Linked DNA regions of Homo sapiens: region 1 is linked to region 2. The links are chromatin loops, found by intact Hi-C in ENCODE. Cell type or tissue: mammary epithelial cell. All regions are shown on one strand. Each heading gives the region's core, and the rest is flanking DNA. Links, peaks and the distances in the headings are about the cores only.

The links. Hi-C counts contacts between places; a loop is a spot of excess contacts. Peaks named below come from ENCODE experiments on the same cell type or tissue, not always from the same donor. Only the 100,000 strongest peaks of a DNase experiment are listed, where the experiment ranks them.
Region 1: a loop joins it to region 2, with 3.0 times the contacts of the local background. A loop is called at or near these places in 4 of 110 quality-filtered maps.

The regions. Positions count from the first base shown.
Region 1 is chr19:46,109,493-46,119,940 of GRCh38, forward strand. It overlaps a transcript of IGFL2 not described here and the pseudogene LOC100533846. Among named protein-coding and RNA genes, the nearest start is that of IGFL3, 10 kb to the right of the region's middle. In mammary epithelial cell, for the core only: no CTCF peak of the experiment used is centred there; a DNase peak (open chromatin) is centred at 6,109; H3K4me3 peaks cover 269 bases; H3K27ac peaks cover 2,484 bases.
Region 2 is chr19:46,183,571-46,194,018 of GRCh38, forward strand. IGFL2-AS1 (IGFL2 antisense RNA 1) reads right to left here. Exons shown (of 3, transcript NR_135234.1): 3 at 5,459-6,844. It also overlaps a transcript of IGFL2 not described here. Among named protein-coding and RNA genes, the nearest start is that of IGFL2-AS1, 14 kb to the right of the region's middle. RefSeq lists an enhancer at 6,462-6,756. In mammary epithelial cell, for the core only: a CTCF peak has its summit at 6,059 (motif pointing left); a DNase peak (open chromatin) is centred at 6,041.

The DNA of each region.
Region 1 (10,448 bases), core at 3,602-8,601, 74 kb before region 2:
TTTTTAGTAGAGATGGGGTTTCACCATGTTAGCCAGGATGGTCTCAATCTCCTGACCTCGTGATCCACCCACCTCGGCCTCCCAAAGTGCTGGGATTACAGGCGTGAGACACCGCGCCCGGCCCAAAGTACCTTCTTAAGGGTGGGGGAGAATATTACAAAGTACCTTGTTAAGGGTAGGGGAGGATATTACAAATTACCTTCTCAAGGGTGGGGAGGGTGTATCATACAAAGTACATTCACAAGGGTGGGGGAATATCACAAAGTAGTTATCACAAGGGTGGGGAGGGTGTATTGTCAGAAAGTCAATTGATCAGTTAGGGTGGGGCAGGAACAAATCACAATGGTGGAATGTCATCAGTTAAGGCAGGAACTGGCTATTTTCACTTCTTTTGTGGATCTTTAGTTGCTTCAGGCCATCTGGATGTATACATGCGGGTCACAGGGGATATGATGGCTTAGCTTGGACTCAGAGGCCTGACACTAATAACTGTAAGTTTCTGTTTTTCGTCTGAGCTGCATAACAAAGGTCACAAGACATGTTCGAGTAAGCCTAGATTGTAGCCCTCCAGGCACCACAGCAAAGGACATAAGTTTGGACAAGATTCCTTTGAGCATAAGCTAGATAACAGCCATCGGGGCCACATAGCAAGAGACACACGTAAACCTGAGTTATGAACCTGTCACTGTTTGATAAACTGCCTTTGTTCTGCTTCTGTACATTCACTTTTCATGCCACTCAGAAGAAGGTGTATAAGCAAGACCCTGTCTTTGTTCAGGGCGCAGTTTTTGGATGTTAAGTCTGCTGGGTCTGAGTGTACTCAATAAAGATGCTCCTGTATTTCACCCTCAGGTCTCTCTGGTCCTCCTGATTCCTGCAACAACACAATCACTCACTGCCTTTTTTGGCTGAGGATGGGGGCTCCCCTTGTCCCCTGTGGCTCTCCAGTGTTGGTTTTATGATACATCAAAAACTAATATTATACTTTCATATTCTCATTGCTTGTTTCATATCAGTGGCAGCAATTTTTCCAAATAATTTAGTATACAATTAAAGTGGCAATGTAGAGTTTACTTAATGGACTTGTTATAATTAGGAACCAGTTTTATACACAGAGAATCCATAAAAATACAACTTTTTTGCTATTTTATCCTTTGGCTATGCAAAAAGTTGTTCAATGTTTACTGTAGGTGTTTGTTTTAAGCATGCAATACAGTTTATAGTGGAGATACCTTCTGACAAGAAGTAAACACCCAGAAGTGATTTTTGTCTTCATTAGAACTCATTACTATTTGTCTGTTTTCCAAGATGATACGATACATCATGATCTTATATTTTAAAATTCTGTTTCTATATGTAATTTAAATAAGTTATTTTACTTATACAATTAATGTTTCATTCTGTATTTAAATTTCCTGTAAGAAATATTCCTTGATTTAATAATGAGGAGCTTTGTTATTTTTTTAAAATATGGTGACATGTTTCTTTATAATTATGTACAATTTTTTTTACTTCTAGCAACATAAATACTGAGTCATTTATTCTTTATTGCTCATACCCCAGGGTAGTTGTTGAGTTATCTTACATGATGTAAGTACCGTCTTTTGCAGTACTTTATACTCTTCGTTTGTTTTGTTATAGCCAGAACATTATAAAATCCAGTTCTTAGATCAGACATATGTTGAAAGTAACCCTTTTTCCACTTGAATTGTTAAATTGTTTAATCTAGCATCTTTACTCCTACAACTTGCAGTACCATTCTTTGTTCCAGCACATTGGATGTCACCTCTATATCAGTTGGTCCTGTCCCAATAGTGGCAGAATGATATCAAAAAGTGAAGGTCTCAGTGTAATATGAAGCCTCAGTTTTTAAAATAAGTATGTATATCTGTTGGATATTCTGGTGGTAGTCTCAAAAGGATGACCTGATAAACTGACAGGCATCTTTAATTAATGGGACAACACTGAGAGGTATTCATATGGCAATAAAAAGAGAATAGAAGAGTTAAGCAATAAGCCACCCACACCGCTCTGTGAGCATAATGGATATGATCACACCCACATTGCCAAGTGTGTCTGCCAAAACATATGGAAATACATCTTTCTTCTAGCACTCATGCCTCATTAATGGCTGTAACTGTTTCACAGTCATGGTGTCCACGTATATGATACTAATGGCTATGATTAGATGAGTCACATCTTCATTGAGTAGCTCAATAGGTATTGTTATGGGCATAGATACCAATCAGGTTTACTACCAGCCCCGTAGCTGAGACTGGTGTTAATATGTGTATCTAGTCCTAGAGGATCAATTGAACCACTGACTAACACAAAAACAAGTTTTGCCATTAGAAAAATCTATTAATAGAAACCCAAACCTCACCATTATGAAGTATATCCATGTAACAACCTGTAAATGTACACCCCGAGTCTGTACAAATAAAAAAGATTACATTATGATGAAATGGTGAAACAGAAAGCTTTGTTACATGGAACTTTTCCTGTTGCATTCAAAACTGCTTCATTAAATAGTCCTGCAGAATAGACTCTACGACTTTCAAAGCTAGGAGAAATTGGAGTGACCAGTTTATTCCTTTTATGAAGAATTATCCCTGAGATGCCGAACATCTGTGTGTCAGAAGCTCCCAGCTAACTTTCAAAAGGCAGTTTAATTTCCAATAATAGTAATTCAACAAAACTGAGAGTTTAAATTAGGCAATTTAACTAATAGGCAAGTATTCTTTGTTGTGCTTCACATTTATTTTGGAGGTCCAAGATCTGCAATTATGACAAAAACCACCACCACCACCTGAGGGTACATTCTGTTTGGCCTTAAATAATTATAGTGGCCCCCACCCCATGTCAGAAATTGGTTTCAGAGTGGACTAGTGACCCTGTTTTTCCAATGAGAAAGGAAAAAAGCTGTGGGGCTTCTAGGAAGGTCCCTCCTTCCTAAGAAAAAGACTGAGAATCTCTTTGGATCTCTGGACATTGCTGTGTTTGGATGTGATACCAGAACTGTTCCATCCATGTGCCAGGAGCCTGGAGGCGAAACCAGTACAGTCAGGACCACAAAGCATAGATGAACACAAGCTGGGACCTTGAGGACATGGATGAGTGGCTGAATCAAACAGCCCTAAAACTTGTTTGACCTTAGAACTTTCAAATATGTTAGAGAATAGATTTTCTAATAGCTTAAGCCTGCAGAGGAGGAGTGGGAGTAGACAGCTTGTCGCTGTGATGGCTGCCAGTGGCTGAAAGTGATTTGGAAGAATCATCACATTCTGGATGTAATGTAATGTTTTGGTTTGGTTTTTACAAATCTGCTATCAAATTGATGATGTGGCTCATACTTGGTAATGGTGTCAAGGAAATACAGTACATTAGAGCTGCTGCTCAGAGTGGAAAGGTGCATGTTAGGAAAGAGGTCAATTCCTTCAAAACACTTGTAAGTTTGTTTTAATACCAATTGAAATACAAATGGAATTTTCTTGGAGAAAAGAAAAAGTCTATTAATAAATTGAGAGAGAATTTCTATTTGGGTGCACCCATAGGAGAAAAATCCCATTGCATTCCATCTTTTCATCAGGGCAGCAATAAATATCATGACTAAAACACATCTGTCATAGAGTGTGTGAAATACATCTGAGATGAGACCCAGACTGCTGGTCAACACATCATAGAATGATTCTACAGAGGCAAAAAGCGTTCCGTCCTCTCTTAGAGGGAGATGAAAAGACGTTGGTAGACAAAATGAAGACCTAGTACTCACTATCACTCCTCCAGACAGGATGTGTTCTGCACTTTCCTGGTATGCCATTTTGTTCATAGCCTGAAGTCAGACTGTTGTTGGATGTATTCAGAAATTTCCAAAGCACTAATAAAAACAGGAAAGGATCAATCATGGGGACATTTGGAAACTTCCATTTTGACTGAACAAATGGAATCCACGTAGATATCCAGGATTACGACAAAGAAGATAAGCATTGTGGAAGCCATAAAGGGAGAAATCCAAGATTTATCTTTAACCTCAGTTGTCACAGGAAAGACAATGACCCATGGGCACAAGAGAAGCAGGAAATAAGATGGGATAAAGCTTGAAGACTTTTGGCTCCACTGATGTCTATAGAGAGCTTTCTGGGAGCTGTATGAAAACCAGCTTTACACCACAAAGCCAAGACTAGCAATAATATTCCATGCTTGTTATCTGCCATGTCTAAGAAGGCAATGGTTGTGTAAAGCATGTAAGTTAGAGCCCTGAACTACCCTAATTAAATGGGGTGTTCAGCCGTTTTAGCCTTGAGATCATCACTGTCAAAAAACAGCAATAAATAGATGACAGCAATAATGAAGAAAGCAGTCCCCTGTATTGAAGTTCTGCTCTGTGTTACAAAAAGAGCTTGGTTTATGGCTGTATTTCTTAGAGATGAGAGACAAAATATACAGACAATGGCCAGACCACATATAAAAACAGAACTCTGACCCATAACCTACAGCAGCCTGCCTAGGAAATCAACCCACTTTTCTACAATAAACAGCCCAGGAAGCCACTTGCTGTAAGTCACACTTGTAGGAAGTCAGACTTTCTCTGGTAACAATCCAGGAAACTAAACAGTAACTCCAGTAACAGTCAGCTCCAAATGGCCAGGACTTTATTAATAACTGACAACTTCCCAAATTTTTGTTCCTGTTTCTAACTTAGGAGCAACGTAGGAAAGCCAAATACGTACCCTAAACCAATCCCATAGGATGCTGTGCATCTAGTTAGCTATCCTCAGCTTCCCCATGCCAACAGCCTCCAATCAGGGAACATGCGAAAAAAAGGGTGATACCTTTTCCACTATAAAGCTTTCCTACTCCTCTGCTGGTCTTTGAGTCTCTCCCAAAATGGAAGTGATGGTGGCTGACTTCTTTGTTGTAGAATAGATAGCCTTTACTTTCTTATTTGGTTAGTCTTTGTTTTCACAGAAGTTATTGGCGAACTCCATTTATTAAAGTCATGGGTGCTGATATGGTTTGGCTCTGTGTCCCCACCCAAATCTTACCTTGAATTACCCCACATGTTAGGGAGGGACATGGTGGGAGGTGATTGGATCATGGGGGCAGTTTCCCTCATTCTTTTCTCGTGATAGTGAGTGAGTTCTCCTGAGATCTGATGGTTAAAAAGTGTGGCACTTTCTCCTTCTCTCTCTCCTGCCACCATGTAAGATACGCCTTGGTTCCCCTTTGCCTTCTGCCATGATTTTAAATTTCCAGAGACCTTCCCAGCCAAGCGGAACTGTGAGCCAATTAAACCACTTTTCTTTATAAATTACCCAGTCTCAGGCAGCTCTTCATAGCAGTGTGAAAATTGACTAATACAGGTGCTTTTTGAAAATGCAGTTTCCTGGACTCCCCACAGGTTTACAGAATCAGAATCTCTGGGAGTAAGGCCCAGAAATTTGCATTTTCATCCATAGCCCTAGTGGCTCTCATGCATACTAATATTGAGGACCAGTGTCCTAGAATATTTGGTGATTATCTTTCTCTGGCATTTGTATCACACCTATGTTCATCCATAGCCCTAGTGACTCTTGTGCATGCTAATATTGAGGACCAGTGTCCTAGAATATTTGGTGATTATCTTTCTCTGGTTTTCGTATCACAACTATGTTATGTGTATGAAATACCTAACTATCCCCACTTGTGTGTTTCAAAAGGTCCTTTTGCCTACAGGAGCAGGCTAAATCTCATGACATTCCCCACACTCAATCCTCACCCAGAATTCCTGAGCTCTGGGGAAGGTGCCATCTCCAGCCTGGTTTGCAAGCCAGAAACACAGGCTCTCTCTTACAGGGAAAATGAAAATACATTTTAAAAATGTGAATAACCCCCAAAATATCAGGTAAGGCACATAAAACAAAAATAAGGCGGCGTCAGTAGAAAACACAAGACAAAATGAAATGCAGCGAATCACTGGAAATGTTGAGGGAAGTAGCAGTTCTGGGTCAGGGGAGGCAGAAACAGCTACAGCTTGGGAGCTGTGGCCAGTGTGTTCTCTGAGAGGTAGCTATGCAGACCCAAGCTAACAGCCAACCCCAGAAACCTCAGCCTGATTCAGATTCACCTCAGGGTGAATCTGGTGACTCAGCCTGAGTGGGAGCAGTTTCACTACCCGACTCTCTGTGTAATTTAATCTTGTGTTTGCAGCCAATACCTAGCCAATACAGAAAATTAATGTATGGGAGGAGGCCAGCTGCTCTTGACATGGAAAGTTCAGATTATTTTCAAGCTTCAAGAAGGGAACCAGCGACAGGGATAAATGAATGAGTAGAGCCACTTACCAGCAAAAAGCGTTGGAATTTTTTCTATACCACTCCAGCCCCTCATTGCAGGGCTGCTGTAGAGAACTGATGTCCCCAGTTCTGCCCATCTCAGGTATACTCCAGGAGGCTCGCCGGCTGACAGCTTCCTTGCTCTGCCGCCTGTGTGAAGGGGCTGCCACTCTCTGTTCTCAGGTCTTGGTGACTGATGATGGGTCCATTTTTCCTTTTGTTGATGTTATAAGTGGGACTGTTAATTCTATTTTTGGATTGTTCATTTCCCAATCTTTTTTTTTATTATTATACTTTAAGTTCTAGGGTACATGTGCACAACATGCAGGTTTGTTACATATGTATACATGTGCCATGTTGGTGTGCTGCACCCATTAACTCGTAATTTACATTAGGTATATCTCCTCATTTCCCAGTCTTTTAAGACATACCAAATAATTTTCTCTGTGAGTGTGAGCTTACAGAAAAGAGCTCTCGTTGTCTTTCTGGCAGCAACACCGTTGATAATGCATTGCTGGCAATATCTACTTGTGGTTTTCTGTAAAAATGCTGTGAGTTTAAGGACATTTACCTAATAGTCTGACTGGGAAATCCTAGATTTTAGTAATTAAAAAAATACATTGCTTTGCCTCTAGCAAATAAGAACAATGTCTCTTTGCTGATTCAGATATATTGAATCTTTCCAAAGCATTTGCTTTAGTTAAAGCAATTTTTGATTAGTATTATTCTAATTAGAACAATTTTTAAATTTTTACAGATGAGGTTTCACTCTGTTGCACAGGCTAGTCTCGAAATTCTGGCCCCAAGGAATCCTCCTACCTCAGCCTCCTGGGTTGTGGGGATTACATGTGCTTGCTACTGAAGCGGGCCAATTAGTATTTTTTTAATGGACAAGTTATAATTGTGTGCATTTATTTGATACAATGTGATGTTCTAATTCATGTAACGGAGTTCTGGGAAAGTCATACCAACCTACAGTGGTACCTTTGTGGAAAGATTAAATCAAGCTAATTAACATACCCATTACCTTGCTTATTATTTTTAGTTTTAATAGAGCCAGTAAATCTTTTCACACTCGAATTTAACTTATATTAAATTATTTATATTGTACAACTTACACAAGTTAAATTAATTAACTTGTTTATCTTATATTAAATTAGGCAATTATAATAACTAGTAAAAATTTTATATACTGGTTTGGCATAAACTTAATTGATTGGAGTAAAAGTAGGCAAGGATTTGATTCTAAAATGAAGCCTTAAAATCTTGAGCTTTATTTTGACTATTTTTTTCTCATTATGTAAGGTACTTTATTATTTATTTTTAAAATAATTTTAAGCTTTAATTGAGCTAAGCCTATTCAGTAAGTTTTTCAGTATACCTAGAGAATAAAGGTTAATTGAGGCTGCAGTTAGGAAGATTTCTCTCTTTTTAAATTTTTATATTTTGTAGATATTTTGTAGGTATGAGGTGTCACTATGTTGCCCAGGCTGGTCTTGAACTCCTGGCCTCAAGTGATCATTTTACTTCTGCCTCTCAAAGTGCTAGGATTACAGGTGTGAGTCATTGCACCAGGCCAAGAAGAATTCTCTTAAAAGTCAATTTTTTTTTCTGATTGAATTGGTGGTTTCCAGTCCCTTCTTTTTTGTTGTTTTTTGTTTGTTTGTTTGCTTGCTTGCTTGATTTTTTTAGAGACAGAATTTGTGCTGTCACCCAGGCTAAAGTGCAGTGGTATAATCATAGCTCACTGCAGCCTCAAACTCCTGGGCCCAAGGGATCCTCCCACGTCAGCCTCTCAAGTAGCTGGGACTACATGCATGTGCCATCAAGCCTGGCTAATTTTTTTGTATTTTTAGTAGAGACGGGGTTTCACCATGTTGGCCAGGATGGCCTCGATCTCTTGACCTCGTGATCCACCCACCTTAGCCTCCCAAAGTGGTGGGATTACAGGTGTGAGCCACCGCGCCCGGACTACCATCTGTTCATTTTTAAAATGAATCTTGCTTGGGACTACAGGCCCCAGAATGGAGATAGCACTTCTTCCTGCAGGAACCAGGGACCACCTCACTCTCTTGACACTACAGAGCCTGCCTTCCTTAGCCCCTGCTTGTTAGGTGCTCCTAAATGCAACCTTTGTGGCCATACTTAGCATGCAGTGTCCTCCCTCAGGCTGTGAGCATACGTGGGGCTAATAATCTACTGTTGATTTTATCCACCCAGAATTAACGTCCTGTGTTTTGCCATCCCCACAGCCCTAGGGTGGGCATCCTTTTCTTATAAACAAGGTAAACAGGAGGCAATTAAAACAATAAAAAATTTTAAAGAGAAGTTTAGTGTTCATAAATGTCTTTAACATTAAACCACCGATAGTCTAGAGGCAGCCTTTCAAACTTCTATAAATTGGAATAGACTTTGGAGATGAATCATAACGGCTGAATAGATGCAGGTATGTTTGTCTCCCCCACAGAGAAAACCAGAATAGCAAGTAGATACTCACATTTCAAACAAATGGTCTAGGAGAGAATGCTGAGGTTCACCAGAGAAGAGATGGGAAGCACCAGAAGTAAGAAAAGGGTTTGAGGCAGCTTGCCCACCTGGGATTGACTGAGCTGGGAGAGGCTCCTGGAATGTGTGGGGAAGCAGTAAGAGAGAAAGCCCCTGGGCTCCACACTCCTAGACAGGCTTTTATAATCTTGGCTGTGGGAGAAACCCCGGACTCATTAGGGCCTCCGGCCTGACATATGAAGCTGCCCAAAGATGTTGCTCCAGAAAGGGAACCCCCACACACTCCCACAGGCATCTGAACCCTGGGCAGCCTCAGATGGGCACCATTTTGAGAGCCCAGACATCAGGTATCTACAGACAGCTGCTGCCACTTTACTGCTGCAAGGAGGCAGAGGGGAGACCAGGCACTCCCATGCACCCCTGGGAGAGTTACTGCCTCCCTGCTGAAGGCTGAAGTTGAGACTTACACGTGAGCAGACTGCATTCCCCATAGCTTCTTGCCCATGCTGCTTGCCTGCGAGGGACCTCAGCCTCTCTGGTTGCAGGCCCAAGGTGCAGTTTCCATAGTTTAAGTTCAGGCTGTGCCCTGCCCTTGGCCTCAGTTTGAGTTGACATGGCTGCAGCTGTGGCCCGGTTTAGGAGGGACAGGGAGTCCAGACTCCCTTATACATACTCAAGATAATACTCAACACCCTGCTATGGGATGATGCTTTTCTGGGAGGGATCTCTGTTTTGTCTGGTCACAAGCCCACAGCTGGCACCATTTTGAGAGTTTAACACTTGGCTGTGCCCCGCCCTCCAGGTGAGTTTGAGGTGATGAGTTCCACACCCTGCTGGGAGAGGAACAGGGTAGACTAAGCTCTCTTACCAAACAGGGTAGTCCAAGCTCTCCAGGGTACACCACACTTAGGACAGTGACCACTGCAGTACTACAAGTGACTGTGGGACTGGGGACAAGCCTGCCAACTGATCGCATCTTCTTGTAACACCAACATGGAGGGCTTGGGTCCCAGTGAGCTGTTCTACCACTGCTACTGCTATCTCCCATGCCACACCAGCTGCCCAGAGGTCTGAGAACCTGCCCACACACAGGGATCATCGTTCCCACTGCAAGCTTCTAAGCCAGACATCTGGAGGCCCAAGAATCAGCCCCTAGAACCTACTGACTGGAGCCAGGGTATGCTGCTCTGGGGCCTAAAAACAGTCATTCTCATCCCACTGCTGCTACTACTGGGGCCAAAGACTGGCTTAGTTGACGTCCAAGTTCCCAGTTAAACTTTACTACAACCTCAACTAATAGCTGTAGCTTAAGCCACTGAGGAAATCACAGATACCACTGACCCTGAATACTGCCAAAGAAGTCATGCAAAGACCACTCTACTGCAGGTCAATTGGGATAATTTCCCTAACCCCTTCACAAGACTTGTGACAGAGGTGCCTCACTCGCTCAGCCTGTAGTGCTCAATTGCTCACCAGTGGGTGGGGTGGGGTGGGGGTGCAGCTTGCCGGCAAGGGGATGCAGGAGCCCGGGTAGGTGTGTTTTGGGCACTGGCAGGAGCACAACTGTGTACTGGCCCTGCAGCAGCATCTGGGGGATGCCCACAACTCATGAAGCCTCAGAGGGAGTGT
Region 2 (10,448 bases), core at 3,637-8,636:
TGTCACCCAGGCTGCAGTACAATGGGGTGATCTCTGCTCACTGCAACCTCCACCTCCTGGGTTCAAGCAATTCTCCTGTCTCAGCCTTCCGAGTAGCTGGGATTACAGGTGCCTGACACCATGCCTGGCTAATTTTTGTATTTTTAGTAGAGATGAAGTTTCATGATGTTGGCCAGGCTGGTCTTGAACTCCTGACCTCAGATGATCTGCCTGCCTCGGCCTTCCAAAGTGCTGGGATTACAAGCATGAGCCACCACGCCCAGCCTTGCAGACTCTTGTCACAGGTTTCTCCTTGTCTTTCGCTTCTCTACTAATTCCTCAGTCCCATCACTCCCATGCTTCTCTAATTTCTCCAGCCTTCTAGGTTTTCAGCATTTTTTCCCCTTCTAGTTGCATCGGTTTTTGCCCCCAAAATTGGTTATTTCCTTTTTGAGTTCCTATTTGATTTAAGGGATATCTGTCAGCATATTTCTTAACTTTCCAGTGATGATGGAGATCACGTTTTCTCATTATTTAATTCTAATTTTATTGGACACACTTCTAATTTTGTTCTGGTAAGGTTTTCATTGCATTCAACACATGTATAATTTTGCTTGTGGGTCATAATCAACCACAAAATGCATGGTGTCTACTTGGGTAGTTCAAAATTATATGTGCCTCTCTCTTTCTTTCAATGTCACTGCTTTCCTTTTTCTTTTTTTTTTCTTTTTTAATTATACTTTAAGTTCTGAGGTACATGTGCAGAATGTGCAGGTTTGTTACATAAGTATACATGTGCCATGGTGGTTTCCTGCACCCATCAACCCGTCATCTACATTAGGTATTTCTCCTAATGCTATCCCTCCCCCAGTCCCCCACCCCCGACAGGCTCCGGTGTGTGATGTTCCCCTCCTTGTGTTCATGTGTTGTCATTGTTCAACTCCCACTTATGAGTGAGAACATGCAGTGTTTAGTTTTCTGTTCTTCTGTTAGTTTGCTGAGAATGATGGTTTCCAGCTTCATCCATGTCCCTGCAAAGCCTTTTTTTATGGCTACATAGTATTCCATGGTATGTATGTGCCACATTTTCTTTATCCAGTCCATCACTGATGGGCATTTGGGTTGGTTCCAAGTCTTTGCTATTGTGAACAGTGCCACAATAAACATACATGTGCATGTGTGTTTATAGTAGAATGATTTATAATCCTTTGGGTATATACCCAGTAATGGGATTGCTGGGTCAAATAGTATTTCTAGTTCTAGATCCTTGAGGAATCGCCACATTGTCTTCCACAATGGGTGAACTAATTTATACTCCCACCAACAGTGTAAAAGCATTCCTATTTCTCCACATCTTCTGTTGTTTCCTGACTTTTTAATGATTGCCGTTCTAGCTGGCGTCAGATGGTATCTCATTGTGGTTTTGATTTGCATTTCTCTGATGACTAGTGATGATGAGCATTTTTCCATGTGTCTGTTGGCTGCATAAATGTCTTCTTTTGAGAAGTGTCTGTACATGTCCTTTGCCTACTTTTTGATGGGGTTTTTGGTTTTTTTTCTTGTAAATTTGTTTAAGTTCTTTGTAGATTCTGGATATTAGCTCTTTGTCAGATGGATAGATTGCAAAATTTTTCTCCCACTCTGTAGGTTGTCTGTTCACTCTGCTGATAGTTTCTTCCTTTTTTCTACCCCCCTCCCTCTCAGTTCCTCTCTTCTTCTCTGGGCAGCTGCTCCTCTCTCTGCCTGCCAGCTCAGTTTCCTTGTGTCTACTACCCTTCCTTAGGGTGGGCCATGCCTCCAGTCCAGCCTGGGGAAGGGCCACTGTGGGTGCTCAGAATCAGAGACATGGGGAGGAGGCAATGATGGGGAGATTTAGGCACCCGCCTTCACTCCTGCTCCCTTAGAAAATCCAGATAGCAGCTGCCAAGTCAAGGAACCTGGGCTCTTCCCTCTACTGGATAAAGGTGGGGGCTCTAGAGTGGTGTGGGAGTCTAGCAGTCACACAGCGTGGTCAGAGCCAATACTGGGCACCTCTCTTTCTAAAAGTTGGATGTGAGGAGACCTGGTCCTTAATTTCTTCTGAAGAGAAGCCTGTTTATTCCTAGAGCTTTGAAAATACCGGACCTGGTTAATACACCCAGTCTATACAGTGAGCTTGGATCATTGAGGTCGTTTTATTATTATTGTTGTTATTATTACTGATGTTTATTGTTGTTATAACCTTGACTAAAGTTTATCCATGAAATGGGTTTGATTTACTGAAGTTGTCGACAGAGGGTCCCCTACACACACCTCGCACCCCGGCCTCCCAAGGTCATGTACATGCCAGGCAGGCAGTCCTATGAGCCCCGGGAAATTTTTAAGACTCCCTCTGAAGGAAGGGACAGATCAGTGATGGCCTGAGAGGGCTATGGTGGGCGTCATCGGCCCGGCCTCCGTCCCATCTGGTGCTGGGTAGTCTTTATGAGACTCTAGGAAAATTTCCTAATCGTTCTCCAGGTCTCGGGAACCTCCTGTTCCAGCCAGGAAGTCTCGAGGTGAGTGTGTCCTTTGCTTGGCAGGGCCCAGTGATCACAGGAGGCTCGCCCCAAATTTCCCCAAGACTCCCTACTGGGGCCGGGCTGATTGCGTGCCGGCAGCCCTGGGTGAAGAAACTCCGTCCAAGGGGCACCAGGAAACGGCCGTGGATCAGGCCGCAGGCAGGGCACCCCCGCCGACCTGAAGACCCAGATCAGACCTGGTGCCGTCCATGCCACTTGTCGGGCGCCACCTGGCAGTCACTTTTAGAGGGTTTTCTCTGGCGCTCCGGAGAATTTTGGATGGGATATTACCCAGCTGCGGTGTCCACAGAAGCGTTCCAGGACCCTGGCAGCGGTGGCAGGCTCTTATCGGTGTTGACCCCATGCTATTGTGGAATAAATTCCTTGACCTTGTTCCTGCAGGGAAAGAGTGCTATGGCCTGGATATGGTCCCACATGGAGGCTGCTTATCAGATTCACTGTCCACAAGTTTATCAAAGCCCAGCTGATAAAATGAACATCACATCCCGTTTCTCCTAGTCACTTGTCCTCCTTCCCCAGGAAACCTCTATCCAGTTGATAGTCTGGCCTTCCAGAAGATATTACAAGAAGGAAGGCTTTTCAGCACAGCATAGATTTGATGGCTGCAGGGACAGATATGGGGTGTTAATTAGCAAATTAGGCGTCTCTTTTCTACCCTTCCCTAAAGTGTACAATTGAAAAACACTGAAGTCCGCTGCTACGTGTCAGGCATTGTTTAGGGGCACAGGGAGTCCCTGGCTAACAGGAAAGACAAGATGCCTGCTCTCTTAACGAGCCTGCTCTTCAGTGTGAAAGAAAAAAATAACCTAAGTTTATTTAAGCTTTGCTCTCAGATCACACGATTATAAAACAGGAGGAACCTGGTAGATAGTGTAAAGTATTTCACAGTGGGGAGACATTAGAAAGGGGGGTTTCCTAAGGATGAGCACTTGCTTATAGGGAGACCAGACCTGGCTTTTCTTTAGCACTTGAAAGATGTCAGACCTGCTGGTGGTTGGACCCAGTCGATGCTGCTGGTATGTGCTACCTGATCAGAGATGGTGAGCATTAACCCGTTTAAACCTGAGGTTGTGCTGCTGGTGTGTGCTACCTGATCAGAGATGGTGAGCATTAACCCGTTTAAACCTGAGGTTGTGCTGCTGGTGTGTGCTACCTGATCAGAGATGGTGAGCATTTACCCATTTATACCTGAGGTTGTGCTGCTGGTGTGTGCTACCTGATCAGAGACGGTGAGCATTAACCCGTTTAAACCTGAGGTTGTGCTGCTGGTGTGTGCTACCTGATCAGAGACGGTGAGCATTAACCCATTTAAACCTGAGATTGTGCTGCTGGTGTGTGCTACCTGATCAGAGACGGTAAGCATTAACCCGTTTAAACCTGAGGTTGTGCTGCTGGTGTGTGCTACCTGATCAGAGATGGTGAGCATTAACCCGTTTAAACCTGAGGTTGTGCTGCTGGTGTGTGCTACCTGATCAGAGATGGTGAGCATTAACCCGTTTAAACCTGAGGTTGTGCTGCTGGTGTGTGCTACCTGATCAGAGATGGTGAGCATTAACCCGTTTAAGCCTGAGGTTGTGCTGCTGGTGTGTGCTACCTGATCAGAGACGGTGAGCATTAACCCATTTATACCTGAGGTTGTGCTGCTGGTGCTACCTGATCAGAGATGGTGAGCATTAACCCGTTTAAACCTGAGGTTGTGCTGCTGGTGTGTGCTACGTGCTACCTGATCAGAGATGGTGAGCATTAACCCGTTTAAACCTGAGGTTGTGCTGCTGGTGTGTGCTACCTGATCAGAGACGGTGAGCATTAACCCATTTATACCTGAGATCGTGTTGCTGGTGTGTGCTACTTGATCAGAGACGGTGAGCATTAACCCATTTGTATCTGAGGTTACAGTTTTTAAATTTGAAAAATCGGACCTTGGTGATGACCTTGAGCAATAGGATATAAATAATTCCCACATTCTTAGCATTCCAATAATGGAACACTAGGCATAAATGGGGTTAATGCTTTCTTGAATAATTTATGAGAGTCTCCAAAAGTTCCAGTTTCACCCTCCCCCAATACCTATTTCTCCCTATCTTTACCTGTTCCAGATCGGTCCTTGGTCCAGCCCCCAGAAAGGCAGGTAACCCCAGGGCATCTTGTGCATGTCAGGGTTAGTGGGGGGCCCAGTGTGTGTACTGTAGACACCCATTTATTTGTTTTGTGGTGGAGCAGTTCATCATGAATCTTGCTGTTTGCACATGATCAGCTAAGTGAAAGGTCCATCCCCAGCCACCGTGACGCTCATTCCTGTGACCGCCCCCCCCACTCTCCTCTATATTGCCTTTGTGATTATAATTTGTGTGGACCAACTCCCATGCAGGATAATTTTGGACTATCAACATAAAGCAGCACAGCCTTGATAATGGGTGATCAGAAGCTCAGTGTGTTCCTCTCTCTATACTGAGGCTTACAATAGACCTCCTGGGTCTTTGTGAACCCATAGTGTTCCCCGTGGGTTCTGTGTTCCATGACCAATGGTTTTCAGATGCTCAGTGTCCTTCCTGGTTGTTGGGGACCCATACCCAGCTGGCCCCTATGGCCATCTGACAGCACTTCAGATGTATGGCTGGTGGGAGGCACCTCACTCCTTGTTTGTCCTCTGATGCCCACATATTTCCTACCCTTGCCTGACAGCTCATTTGCCTCCCAGCATATGGCCAGAGGCACACCTTTAGCAACTCGGACAGAGCCCCCATTCATCCTGGGGCAGGTGGCCAGCTCTTTGTGGGAGCATGGCAGGCAACTGCGAAGTCTTCCACAGTGGGATAGAGAGTCCTGGGATGTAGGGACCAGCCCTACAGGGTCTGTGGGTTTTTCTCCCCATGTGCGGAGACGAGAGATCATAGAAATAAAGACACAAGACCAAGAGATAAAAGAAAAAACAGCTGGGCCCGGGGAACCACTACCACCAAGACACAGTGACCAGTAGTGGCCCCGAATGCCAGGCTGCGCTGTTATTTATTGGATACAAGACAAGGGGGCAGGGTGAGCAGTGTGAGCCATCTCCAATGATAGGTAAGGTCATGTGGGTCATGTATCCACTGGACAGGCGGCCCTTCCCTGTTTGGCAGCTGAGGTGGAGAGAAAGGAGACAGCTTATGCCTTTATTTTTGCATTTCAGAGACTTTTAGTACTTTCACTAATTCTGCTACTACCTAGAAGGCAGAGCCAGGTGTACAGGATGGAACATGTAAGCGGACCAGGAGCGTGACTGCTCTGAAGCACAGCATCACAGGGAGACAGGCCTCTGGATAACTGCGGGCAGGCCTGACGGATGTCAGGCCCTCCACAAGAGGTGGTGGAGCAGAGTCTTCTCTAACTCCCCCGGGGAAAGGGACACTCCTTTTCCCAGTCTGCTAAGTAGTGGGTGCTTTTCCTGGGCACTGACGCTACCGCTAGACCAAAGTCGGCTAGGTAACGGGCATCTTCCCGGGCACTGGCATTAACGCTAGACTAAGGAGCCCTCTAGTGGCCCTGTCGGGGCATAATAGAAGGCTCACACTCTTGTCTTCTGGTCATTTCTCACTGTGTCCGTTCAGCTCCTATCTCTGTATGGCCTGGTTTCTCTTAAGTTATAATTGTAGAGAGAAGATTATTATTATAATGGAATAAAGAGTAATTGCTACAGACTAATGATTAGTAATATTCATATATAATCATATCTACGATCTATATCTAGTATAACTATTCTTATTTTATATGTTTTCTTTATTATACTGGAACAGCTTGTGCCCTCGGTCTCTTGCCTCGGCACCTGGGTGGCTTGCTGCCCACACTGGGAAATGTGTAAGTAACACGTCCTGGGTTGACAGGGTAGAATCTGAGTAATAAATTTGTGAATGAGCCCTTGGGGCTGAAATCAGGAACTCTGCAGGGACCCCAAAGCCCAGAACCCAATATTAAACACGGTGTTATGTGTCAGTTTGCTGGTGCTGCAGAATCAACGACCTCTACATTCAGTGTCATGGAACAACCACATCATGATTGCTCCTGAGTCCATAGGTCATCTCGTGATTCTGTTGATCTGGGCCAGGCTCAGTTGACCTTGATGGGGGGGTTGCTCACATGTCTGTGCTCAGCAGGTAGATAGACTGGATTCTGGTTCATCTACAAAGAACTCATTCACCTGTCCTCAGTTGTCTGGAAATAGGCTTTTCTGGGATGTCCTCAGCTGGGACATCAGGGCTCTGTCTCCTCCATGTGGTCTCTCACCCTCCAACAGGCTGGCCAGAGGGTGTTCACATTGCTTTAATTTCCTGAGAAAGTGGAAGTACCAGAGTCCTTGAGCAAAGTCTTAACTCAAAACTGGCACATGATCGATCACTCCACAGTGTCCTATAGACCACAAATTCCACAGGGTGCAGACAGTCAAGGGAATGGGGACATGGATACCAAATCTTAATAGACGTAAAGTCATATTTTGCAAGTGTGTGAATGAGGAAGGAGAGATAATCAGGACTGTATCTGCAGCCTACCACAGACCCTCCCAGCCCTCTTTGCCAAGGCTGAGGATATTTATCACGCCCCCTGGTAATCCCCCAACCCTCTCCTGTGGGGCAAAGAGCCTTGCATCATTCCTTCCCCCATGGGGGGTGGGGGTTGACTTTGAAGAGACCAAAAATGCATGTGGCTTTAGGGTATTCTGCAAAATCACGGACCTGGATCTTTTTACCATCAAAAAGAAAAATTCAGAAAAGACAATCCCTGAGACTCTGGCCCTCGCCCTCAGAAGAAGGGTTGACTATTCGGGAGTCCCGCTGAGTCATCTGTGGTGCTAGGAACACCAGGAATGATTGAGCCTCCAGTCCAAGCTCCATCTCCCCTCAGGCCCCTCAGTATGCACCATCCCCACAATGCCAGCATTTCTCAATGGACTGGACCTCAAAGTGGGGGAGAAGCAGGTATGTTTTTCTGAGGCATGTCAAGAAAGACTTCATTCTAGATATGTTAGAGATATCTCACCTTCCTTTCTAAATTTAACAAAAAAGTTATTAAATATAGAATTAATAAAGGAAAAATCATACTTCTAGTATAATTTCAAGAGCCCACAGAAAACAGATACTACAAAACTCAGCCCAGAAAGGGAAGACGCAGGGCCATAATGGGAGGGAGAGGAGAAAAGAGACTGATTTGGGGTTGGGAGGCCGATGTAGACTCCAGGGTATGCCTCACTGGAAGGAATGCTATTCCTCACTGAATTTTCCCTCCCAGGGCGGGGTGAGGGTCAGATTCAAGTTTGGCCTCAACCTGAGCTGGGCTAAAGAGAAGATCAGGAAGTGAGGATGAGGATGAAGGAAGGTGGACAGGACTAGGTGGTGGTGGGAACAAGTAAACGTTGCCAGAGTGGATAGGTGCATCCTGGGAAAGAAAGCTCTGAGCTCTGAGGTGTGTCTTTATGTCATACTTTGGATTGAGTTCTCAATCTCACCACCTGCAAGGAACAGGGAGGGCAAGAGACATGAGGGCCCTTTTCTCTCTCCTTTTTTTCTCCAAAAGAAAGCATGTTTTTGGAGAGCCGCAGGTCATCACAGACTCAGGGGCCTTGTGAAATTATGCTGGGAAGCAGAAATGAGCAAACCGGCTTCTCATGTTTGTTACTTTGTCTCACAGTGACCACCATAATTTCATTAAATATTAGCTCTCTTCTCCCCCCATCATTTGATTACTCTTTTTGTAAAATATGGGATTTTTACATAGTTTGACTAAAAGTATCTGATTTTCTTTTGTAATCTTATTTACTATTTTATTTGTAATCATTGAATTTTTGATTCATACTTTTCTTCTTGGCATAGCTTGTTTTCCATTATTTTATACATGTGAGAGGTGTTCTTTTAAAACTTCATCAGCACAGCAATAAAGTGAAAACCAAAGCTCCTTTTCCACTCTAAGCCCTTGTCTTTCTCCTTGGAGTGATTCACTGTCCTCTCTGGTGAGAACTCAGGGTTCCAAACGTGCCTAGAAGAGCACACCCACAGGGACACAACAGTGGGCAGCAGGGGCTGGGGTGCAGGTGCCCTGTGGCTAGCGCTCCCAGGTCAAACCCTGACCTTGCCCCACTGACTGTGACTGTGGGTGAGTTATGAAGCCACTCTGTGTTTCAGTTTCCTCATTTGTAAAATGATGATGAAACCCAGACAAGATGAATCAATAATTGTAAAGAGTTATGAAGAATGCTCGATGCTCAAATTACATTAAACATTGTGGAATTGCTTTTCTGAAAATATTTTGTTTGTTATAACTTTACATAAATGCCTCATTCTTTTGCTTTTTTTTTTTTTTGAAATGGAGTCTCGCTCTGTCACCCAGGCTGGAGTGCAGTGGCATGATCTCAGCTCACTGCAACCTCCACCTCCTGGGTTCAAGCAATTCTCCTGCCTCAGCCTCCCAAGTAGCTGGGACTACAGGTGCCCACCACCATGCCGGGCTAACTTTTGTATTTTTAGTAGAGACAGGGGTTTCACCATGTTGACCAGGCTAGTCTCGAACTCCTGATCTTGTGATCCACCCACCTCGGCCTCCCAAAGTTCTGGGATTACAGGTGTGAGCCACTGCACCCGGTCTCTTTTGCTTTTTAAATAGAATTATTTGAAGTATTTTTGAAGAACAAAGCATGGAGTCATCCCAGCCTTTCTAGTGGCTGAGTATTATTGTGGTATAGTAATTCCCTCTTATCTCCACTTTCACTTTGGCGTAGGTTTCAGTTACCCATGATCAACTGTGATCTGAAAATATTAAATGAAAATATCAGAGGCCAGGCATGGTGGCTCATGCCTGTAATCCCAGTACTTTGGGAGGCCAAGGTGGGTGGATCACTTGAGGTCAGGAGTTCGAGACCAGCCTGGAAAACATGGTGAAATCCTATCTCTACTAAAAAATTACAAAAATTAGCCGGGTGCTGTGGCATGTGTCTGTGATCCCAGCTACTTGGGAGGCTGAGGCAGGAGAATCACTTGAACCCGAGAGGTGGAAGTTGCAGTGAGCCAAGATCGTGTCACTGCACTCCAGCCTGGGGGACAGAGCAAGACTCTGTCTCAAAAGAACAAAAACAAAACACAAAACAAAGAAAAAACAGTTCATAAATTTTAAAGTTGCGTGTCACACTGATTGTGAAATGCCGTGTCGTCCCGCTCTGTCCTGCCCCGCTGGTGAGTCATCCTTCGTGCAGCATATTGACACTGTAGATGCTACCGGCTCAGTAGTCTCCAGTAGCTGTCTCAGTTATCAGATCAACTGTCATGCTATTGCAGTGTTTGTGAAAGTTTCTCAAGAGGGCTTTCTTTATCGTAAAATAAAACCTTTATTTTACTTTGTAATGGCCCCAAACTGCAAGAGTAGTGATGCTGGCAATTCAGATATGCCAAACAGAAACTGTAAAGTGCTTCCTTTCAGTAAAAAGATGAAAATTCTCCACTTAATAAGGAAAGAAAAAAAAATGGGCTGAGGTTGCTAAGATCTATGGTAAGAATGAATCTGCTGTACCTGAAATTGAGCAGGAAGAAACAGAAATTTGCACTAGCTTTGTGTCCTACCTCAAACTGCAAAACTTACAGCTGCACTATGTGGTAACTGTTACAATATATTGTAACTGTTCTATTTTATTCTATCTTGGATGTCTCCCTTCGATGTAATGATGCTGCTCTGTCCAGCAGACACCGCTCTCGGGTCTAGGCTGCTATCAGTTCAGGAAGAGATGGGTATTTCTGGTCAGAGTATTACCACAGTGTGTTGGCTCAGCCTCTCTGTTTCCACCAGAGCCCAACAACATGTTAATAGCTCCTTCAGAAAAGGTGCATGATGAGTGGCCATTTCTGGGAGCCTAGAAGTCCAGAAACTTTGCGGTCATCAGACTCTGATGGCTTT